Linked DNA regions of Homo sapiens: region 1 is linked to region 2. The links are chromatin contacts, found by Hi-C or POLR2A ChIA-PET in ENCODE. All regions are on one chromosome and are shown on one strand. The core of a region is the stretch at or near the end of the contact, and the rest is flanking DNA. Distances in the headings are between cores, read along the strand shown.

Region 1 (4,270 bases), core at 1,394-3,893, 1.3 Mb before region 2:
GCAGGCAGAGTCAGGAAGAGGGAAGGGCCACGGAGGCAGGAAACAAGACACTTAGTCTTAGGGGGCCTGGGAATGCCAGTCAATTCATGCTCCTTCCTCTGATGGCTGAATCTGGAACCACTTGGTATTTCTGAGTCCACAGAGCTTGGTGGAAAGCCTGGGATCCGAGTCTGGTGGGGATCAGGGCCTAGTTCACCGTGATCCTGTGCAAGCCGCTCCATGTGCCTTCTGATTTGTAAAAGAGGAGAGAATACTCTGTCTACCACTGGGGTTTATCATTTTGATCAAAAGAGTTGATGTTTGCTTTGGTGTTGTACAGATGTAGGATATTGTTAATAAGGAGTCCAGATAAGGATGTCGTTCCACCCATTTCCCTTGGTAAATCACTGGAATAACTTGGGTCAGCAAGGATAAGGTGGACACCTTAGAGGTTGGTAAAAATAGAATCTTGCAGCCTCCACTGGAAAGAAGTCCCTTTTAAGGTTTACCTACTTTCCTCCCATCAAGGCTGGAAGCATGAAATGGAGACCAGGTGCTCCCCATTATGTAAACCATATTCCTTCATCTACCTAGACTCTCTTAGGTCCTGCCAGCCTTGTCTTCTTACACTTATATGATCTTCCTCTAATATTTTCCTTTTTTGTTGTTGTTGTTGCTAAATTTCATGTGGGTGGTTCGGGGAAAGGGTAGACTTGCACTCCTCCCCACTAATCAGTGGGATTTTAGGAAGGCTTTGAAAATGGGAAGGATCCTCCCCTCAGATCCTATCACCTTTGGAATGGGAACATGCCCACATTTCCAGAGCGAACAGACACTGGAGTCCTCTCTTCTCAAAGGTGGCGAACCGTCCTGGAGTGACGTGGGGTGTTCTGGCCTGCGAGGAGATGGCTGCCCGCAGAACCTGCCCGCTGGAGGGCGCTGCAGAGGTCTGGCTCCGTGCTTTCAGATGTGTTCGGCCAGGGGCTCCAGGGGCTCCTTCTGAAAGCAGAGAAGCCCCCAGAGGTTGAGAGGGGAGATAAGACGTGAGCCTTTTCAGCTGTGATGTGGTGAGGAGTCAGGGAGGCCGTGAGCACTGTGGGGCCAGAAGTGTTGGCTTCTGTCAGAAACTCGGCCCAGCCTGACCGCTGCCTCCTGGCCCTGTCATTTCCCCTCCATCACGCGCTTCCTTCTGGAAGCCGGAAGCAGGAGGTGGGAAGCTGCGGAGGTAGTGACAAAATCATGGTGTAACAAGAAGCTCCTAGGGCCGAAGTGACTGGAGAGGTGGCCACATACTATGAGAAACACCAGCGCACCGGCAGGGCCTGGGGAGTTCTGAGCTCTCCCGGGCTGTGTGAAGCCGCAGCCAGCCCACTTTTTTCTCAGTATGGCAGTGCCATCTGACCTGGCCCAGCCCATCTTGTTCGGGTCATGGTTCGTCTTCCTGGGCATTCTGATGCATTCCCACTTCATATTTGCACTGGGATTTCAGTTTACTAAGCATTCCACACCCATTACTGCTTTCAATCCCTTCAACAACACTGAGAATAGGTGGGCAGGTATTTTTATCTCTATGTGAATAATAACACATGGGGACTCAGAAAAATTAAAGGCCCCAGGAGAGAAGGCTAGTGAGGGGCAGTGACGCTTAGGGACAAACAACTGGTTCTCCTGCCTCCTGCCTGAGGACTCCTGCCTGAGGAGAATATAGTAACAAAAGCCTCTGTCTTGCAATTGCAGCCATTAACACATCTCTTTCATACCCACTACTCACTGGACTGTTAACTCCTTGAAGACAGAAACTCTGTGTGTGTGTGTGTGTGTGTGTGTGTGTGTATTTAATGGGAGCAGTACTTTCTTGAGGCATAATTACATGAAAATACACTAATGATGCATTTGATATATATATAGCCATCACCCAAGATAAAGATATGGAACATTTCCACCACCCCTGAAGGTTTCCTCGTGCCCCTTTTCAATCCATCCTTCTACCCCAGAGGCAAACAGTGCCCTAATTTCTATCACCTGTGATGCGTTTTGCCTGTTCTTGGACTTCATCTGTATGGAGTCATAGTTTGCACAGAGACTGAATCCCCAGAGCACGACACAGCCTGGCACATGGCAGGTATACAATGCCAAAGAAAGCCTGGTTCTTAAACTACCTGTGAGAGAGAGTTCGTCCCACCGGGAAACTGAGGCGGTGGGCGGTTAGTGACCTGCCAAAGGCACGAGTGTATGATGTGGTGGATCCCGGACTCCAGCCAGCCTAATTCCGAACCCAAGGCCTCCTCCGGGCCCCCAGCCCTCCCTGGGCACTTCCTCCAGGGCTCCGGGTGGAGCGGGTCTGACGATCCCGGACGAACAGCGCCCCCTGCTGCCGGCCCAGGCCCCAGGCCCTCCTCTCCTTTGGGGGGGGATGTGACAGGATGACACAGGCCTTGCGCCCAGCGCAGTGACGGGCACAGGGCAGGGACTTGTGGGATAAAAGTCACCTGCCCTTTTATTTTCCTCGGAAAAGAGCTTTTCCTAAACTTTGGGGGCTTTCTATCTCCAGAATTAACAGACAAAGGGAGAAGAGGTCTTTTTGGTGGAGCGCTGCTGCCCCCATGCGGGTGGATGGCGACACTACCGAAGAGCAGGCGATCAAGCCTGGTATTTTTGGGTTTCAGGTTCTGCGGCTCCCTGAGACCAGCAGATTCCTGGTCTCCGGGTCCCTGGGTCCCGGACGTGTCCATCAAGGCGTCCATTAGGGCCATCACCTAATGGACAAGCATCAGGGTAAGGGGGGAGGTGCTATTGGGGGGGGGTCCCTCAGAGAATCAGCCCTAGCTCTGTGTGGGGGCAAATACGGCCTCCCCACCTCCTTCCCTCCCAGGAGACACTGGCCTGAGCATAAGTCTCGAGGGTCTGCCCTGTACTAAGCAAGCGCTTAATCAGGTGAGATCAAGGTCTGATCTTGGCTGGTTTGGAGGGGCAGCAGAGGTGCGGTGAGGGAGGCGGCTCAGCGGTGGGGCCAGCAGCACCTCCCCAGCCTGCTTGCGGGCCCGGTGCAAGTCACCGAGGGGCCGGCAGCCCCTCCCAGCCTGGCATGTTGGCCTTGCTGCACCTGCGGTTGGGGGGTGGTGTAACGGCCCAGCCTGCTCCCCTCGGCACGTGGCCTGGGGCGATGCTATCTCTAACTCAGTATTTTAAACTCTTCTTTCCAGAGGATGTGGCTTCTGCGGGAGAGCTTCAAAGGGTGCCCTACTTGCCCCTCTTGGTAACCATGACGTCATGGAAATGGGAGGGGACCGCCCCAGCCCCCAAACACCTGGAGGGAAGTGGGAGACTTTTTCCACTTCCTGTTCTACTTGTGGCTACTGACTCAATGTCTGACCTGTTTATTAATTGCAAAATATAGCTCTATGTGTGCTACCCAGAGAGGCCTCAGGCCTGTGTGTCTCTGTGTGAAAGGAGGCCTGCACTCCCCACCCCTCGCCGCGTTGCCCAGGTGGCCTTGACACAGACGCAGGGCGCTGGTGGTCCTGCAGCCTTCCGGCAGCCAGAATGACAGCACTGGGTCTCCATGTGCTTGCTCCCCCAGACTCATCCCAGTCAGAAGCTCGTCTTCCCACACATGGCTCACGGAGGTAGATGGGTTTTAGAGTAGGACTCATGGAGAAACTGAGGCGAACCCACATAAAGTGACTGTTGGCTCTGGACCTCAGTGTGGTCACACAGTGAGGTCAGACTCCCAGGTACCCTGCGTGATTTACCACAGTCCCTGTCCTCCAGGCTTTGTTGGATAGATGTGTGCCTGCCTGGGGGCTGCCCTGAGCAAGGGGCCACCACTCAGGCTTTCCTTGTTCTGAAGTTCTTGACAAGTTACTTTAGCTCTTGGCAAAACTGTGAAGCATTGACTCACCTGACCACTTCCTCTACTAATCCCCACTTTCCTTTCTCCTGTACTCCCCACTCCTCACACTCAGCTCCCCCCACCCAGAGCCTAACTGCAGGAGTCATTCACTTATTCATTTAACGGCATCTGTTGTGTGCCAGGCACTGTTCTAGTTCCTGGGGACACATTGATGACAAGGGACATTCCCATCCCACAGAGCACACAGGCCAGGGGACTTCCACACTAGGATGGTACCTGATAATAAGGTGCTATAGGCCTGTCTGTATACGTGATCCCAGGGGAGTTGAATTTTATGTTTGGACCTAAAAAATAAGCAACTCCTTAAGACTCAGATGGCTGCCCCCAGTGAGGGTAGCAGCAGAGGGGTTGCTCTGTCAGAGCTGAAGACCTCACCAG
Region 2 (3,922 bases), core at 664-3,163:
TATTAATTTATTAATAGGTAGTAAACAAGGAAAATATATTGAAGAGTAAGAATTAAACTCTGCCATCAAAAAATCTTACCATCCAGGAAGGGAGAGGAGTGTAAAACTACCCACAGTGCTACGAGATAATTTTAAATAAATTGCAATGTGGCAATTGAGTCGAGGCTTTAAGCACTCGTAGGATATTCTCCCTCTGATTACTTGCTCAAAGTAGATGATTTGGAAAATATAGAAAAGTACAATAAGATTTTAAGGCTGGGCGCGGTGGGTCACGCCTGTAATCCCAGCACTTAGGAAGGCTGAGGCGGGCGGATCACGAGGTCAAGAGATGGAGACCATCCTGGCCAACATGGTGAAACCCCGTCTCTACTAAAAATACAAAAATTAGCTGGGCGTGGTGGCACGCACCTGTAGTTCCAGCTACTCGGGAGGCTGAGGCAGGAGAATCGCTTGAACCTAGGAGGCGGAGGTTGCAGTGAGCCAAGATGGCGCCACTACACTCCAGGCTGGTGACAAAGCGAGACTCCGTTTGAAAAAAAAAAAGTTAAAAAAAAAAATCACATGTAATTTTCCCACCAGGAGAGAACCACTACTAACACTTTAGTGTATACTTTCTCCCATATTTTTCGTCTTTGCTTTTTAAAATAGTTTAAAGTGGTCTGGCGTGGTGGCTCACGCCTATAATCTTATCACTTTGGGAGGCAGAGGCGGGCGGATCACCTGAACAGTCTGGCCAACATGGCGAAACCCCATCTGTACTAAAAATACAAAAATTAGCTGGACATGGTGGCGCGCACCTGTAGTTCCAGCTACTCAGGAGGCTGAGGCAGGAAAATCGCTTGAACCCGGGAGGCGGAGGTTGCAGTGAGCCAAGATCGCGCCACTGCACTCCAGCCTGGGCGACAGTGACTCTGCCTCAAAAAAAAAAAAAAAAAAAAAAAAAAAAGAAAAGAAAAAAGAAACCGCTGGCTTAGTAGAGCTGATGCTACCCCACTGCGTGCGCAGTTCCTATAATGTAACCAGAGAGACTGGCAGGTGACGGGGGTAGGTAGGAGACAAGCCATTTCAAGAGGAGGGAAATTAAGGGACCAGATTTGGAAGGATGGGCCAATTTTGCTGGCACTTAAGATATTAGATGCCCTGGGGCCAGAGGCCAGGATTCTGCACTTCCTTTTTATATTGGAGAGGAATAAGGAAGTCAGTTGGTTTCGATGGAACATGTGTTGTCTGAAGAAGGGTTTAATAGGCCAAGAAGCAGATGTCTACGAGGTAGCTGACATTCGAATCTGGAACTGAGAAAGGGTCTGGGGTTGGAAAAACTGCAGGACTGGTTAGTTTTCTACACACTTTAACAAGGCCTAGTCACTGCTGCTCCCTCCTCATTTTAAGAAAAGTCCTTTCTTTATTCACATTGCACAACGGAGGCTTCATTTCGCGCTTTTTTTTCCCTAGGCCCGGGGCTGGGGCAGGTCTTTTGCGCCCGTCACCTAACTACGCCCCTCAACCCTTTCCCCGCCCCCGCGCAGCCGGAAATCCGAGGTCTGGGCGGATCTTCTACTAGGCACTCTAAGGGGCAGCGATAGGACGCCGCGGCCGCCAATCAGGCCTCCCAGATACCCGGATGTGAGACGGTGCGCGATACAAAGGCGAGTTTCCACCCAGAGGGTCGTCCCGTGCAATAGCCAATAAGCATTCTCCAGGCAATAAATGACAGGAAAACTAACCAGTTATAAACTAGTTTCTCTCACGCATGTGGAAATTCGCCTGCTTAGTCTAACCCACTGCTAATTGTGATTGGATATCATTGTGAGGAGCGGTTGAACTGTCTAATTAGGAGCGGGAGCGAAAAAACGCACAGCCAATAGGAAGATTCTCAGGAATGGGGCGGGGACTAGGCCTTCGCCTCGGCGGCAGAGGAGACTCGGGGGCCATTTTGTGAAGAGACGAAGACTGAGCGGTTGTGGCCGCGTTGCCGACCTCCAGCAGCAGTCGGCTTCTCTACGCAGAACCCGGGAGTAGGAGACTCAGAATCGAATCTCTTCTCCCTCCCCTTCTTGGTAAGTGGAGAGGGCGGACGCAGGGAAGGCGCTGGGTTTTTCGGGAAGCGAGAGGGGGTGTGGGAGAGAAGATGTGGGAATCCTTCCCCCTAACTAACCGGGCCCTCATTTATTCTGCTTGTTTTGGGGGATTAGGTTGAAGCCGGGGGCAGTTTTATAGGCCTCAGCCTCTGTATAGGTTTAACCTGGTGTCCTCTAGGCCACGATCGCCAGGGAAAATGTCCTTTTTTCGCTCTTCCTGTGTTAACGGCTGCTTTCCTTTCATTTTCTACGACCGCGAGGACTACGGGATCATGAAAATGAAGATCGTGATGCTCATTAATATAGTCGAAGTTAACGTAGCGCCGATGCCTTCTATTACCTCCGTTCTTCTTACATGTAAAAAGTGGGGGAGGGGAAGGGGGAAGGTTACCAAGTAGATGTATCGCGAGCCTTTAAATCCTGGATCGTGCCGCGTGGCCTACGAGAAAGGTTTAACAAAAGATTCAGCATTTTACTGATAACTTTTTATTTTATTTCTCTCTATGAGCAAATGATGGAGCTCGAAGTAGTTATTTTCACTTACATTTGTAAAAGGAAATATTGTGATATAACTATATTAATATTTACAGCTGACTTTTCATCTGCAGGTTACAAAACACTTGAAATATATAAGTTAGTGGAACTTTGCTTGAGGTAGGTATTAACTCTCTTTCTCAGACGGAAACTGAGGCAGAAAAGTGTTGGTTGCTAGGGTCATATTAAGTCAGTAGCAGCACTAGTAAGGAATTTGACCACGAGGTCAGTCGAGTGGTTTTTACCTAGTTAATGGAATACCTAGTTAATATAGTTCTAAAACTACTGTATTGCAATCTTTGCCAAGAACCTGATGACGGAAACCACGAGGTAACTGGAAATTCCCAAATTGCGCTTAAGAAAAATACTACGAGACTTGAGAATTTTTTAACGTAACTTCCTAAGTGTAAGATGACAAAATTTGACTTTCGGGATATTCTGGCGTTAATTTTCCCGTCCGCCTAAATGTGGGCAAAAATTCACAGCTACGTTATATTAAGCAAATATTAACAGTGCCTATTATTTGCTGGGTGCTGAAATTTGATAAAAAACTTAAAAGTTAAAAAAAATTGTTTAGATCTTTAGTGTCACATTGACTTATCTGGGACATCGCTTTTTTTAATCCTCACATGAGATTTGGCTAAGTTTATTTTTCACAATCTGTTAATCTCACAAAAACTAAAGCTGTTAAGCACAGTTTAAACCCATTCTGCAGGGTAAGAAATTCATCTGTAAGGCAATCTATTTGATAGGAAGTAAAATAAGGGTCAAAAACATCGCGACCCCTTTCTTAAGGCTTAAACATGTATATTATTACAGGAACTTAAAACTAAAGTTTATCATTGTGCTGAACTGTTAGAAATGAGGTTAGGGTAAAAATGGGAAATCATGAAGTAAAAATGTTGGCAAGGAGAAATGTCAGAAATTAGTATTTAAGAACTGTTAATAGTAGTTGAAATTGATTGACGGGCACTTTTCTTTGAGGTTTTCGAAAATGGGTTCCTTCCGGTCAGTATGTATATCAGCGCACCAAAAATTCTTTGAGTTAATATCCGAAACTGTTTGCCACGGTATTTATATCACAATTCTAGGTGTGTTCTCAACTAGATAGGCGTTTAGTAACATTTTCATATTGGCTAGGGGGAAAAGTTGAAGAAGGATGGCCAGGTTGCAGGTTTTCTGACCTTTTTTTTCCCCCTCATGCTAGTGCCACTCTCGGGAATACTTGGTGGTTGATGTTCCTTCTGTAGAGAATTTAAACAGCTTACGTTTGTAATTAAATCTCTAGAGGATTTGACATGGCATTCGAC

The links. Hi-C counts contacts between places; a loop is a spot of excess contacts on that map. ChIA-PET counts read pairs that join two places held with the same protein, here RNA polymerase II (POLR2A). Pooled maps may share reads with other maps.
Region 1: a loop to region 2 is called in a pooled map, with 5 times the contacts of the local background. The contact joins the promoter of LINC02332 here to the promoter of HNRNPC in region 2. A Hi-C loop is called at or near these places in 1 of 168 maps with a recorded cell type or tissue (naive thymus-derived CD4-positive, alpha-beta T cell) and 11 of 50 pooled maps. POLR2A ChIA-PET finds 5 or more read pairs at or near these places in 2 of 52 experiments (activated CD4-positive, alpha-beta T cell and activated naive CD4-positive, alpha-beta T cell).

Annotation. Positions count from the first base shown.
Region 1 is chr14:22,555,435-22,559,704 of GRCh38, reverse strand. It overlaps LINC02332 (long intergenic non-protein coding RNA 2332), which reads left to right and starts at 2,643. Exons shown (of 3, transcript NR_146543.1): 1 at 2,643-2,754; 2 at 2,852-2,913; 3 at 3,183-3,394. It overlaps LOC105370399 (a long non-coding RNA gene), which reads right to left and starts at 3,139. Exons shown (of 2, transcript XR_007064066.1): 1 at 2,139-3,139; 2 at 1-978. RefSeq lists enhancers at 2,038-2,247, 3,108-3,447, 3,498-3,597, 4,178-4,270 and a silencer at 2,948-2,997.
Region 2 is chr14:21,267,433-21,271,354 of GRCh38, reverse strand. It overlaps HNRNPC (heterogeneous nuclear ribonucleoprotein C), which reads left to right and starts at 1,913. Exons shown (of 9, transcript NM_004500.4): 1 at 1,913-2,057. RefSeq lists enhancers at 1,184-1,809, 1,913-2,172, 1,810-2,434 and a silencer at 1,743-1,822.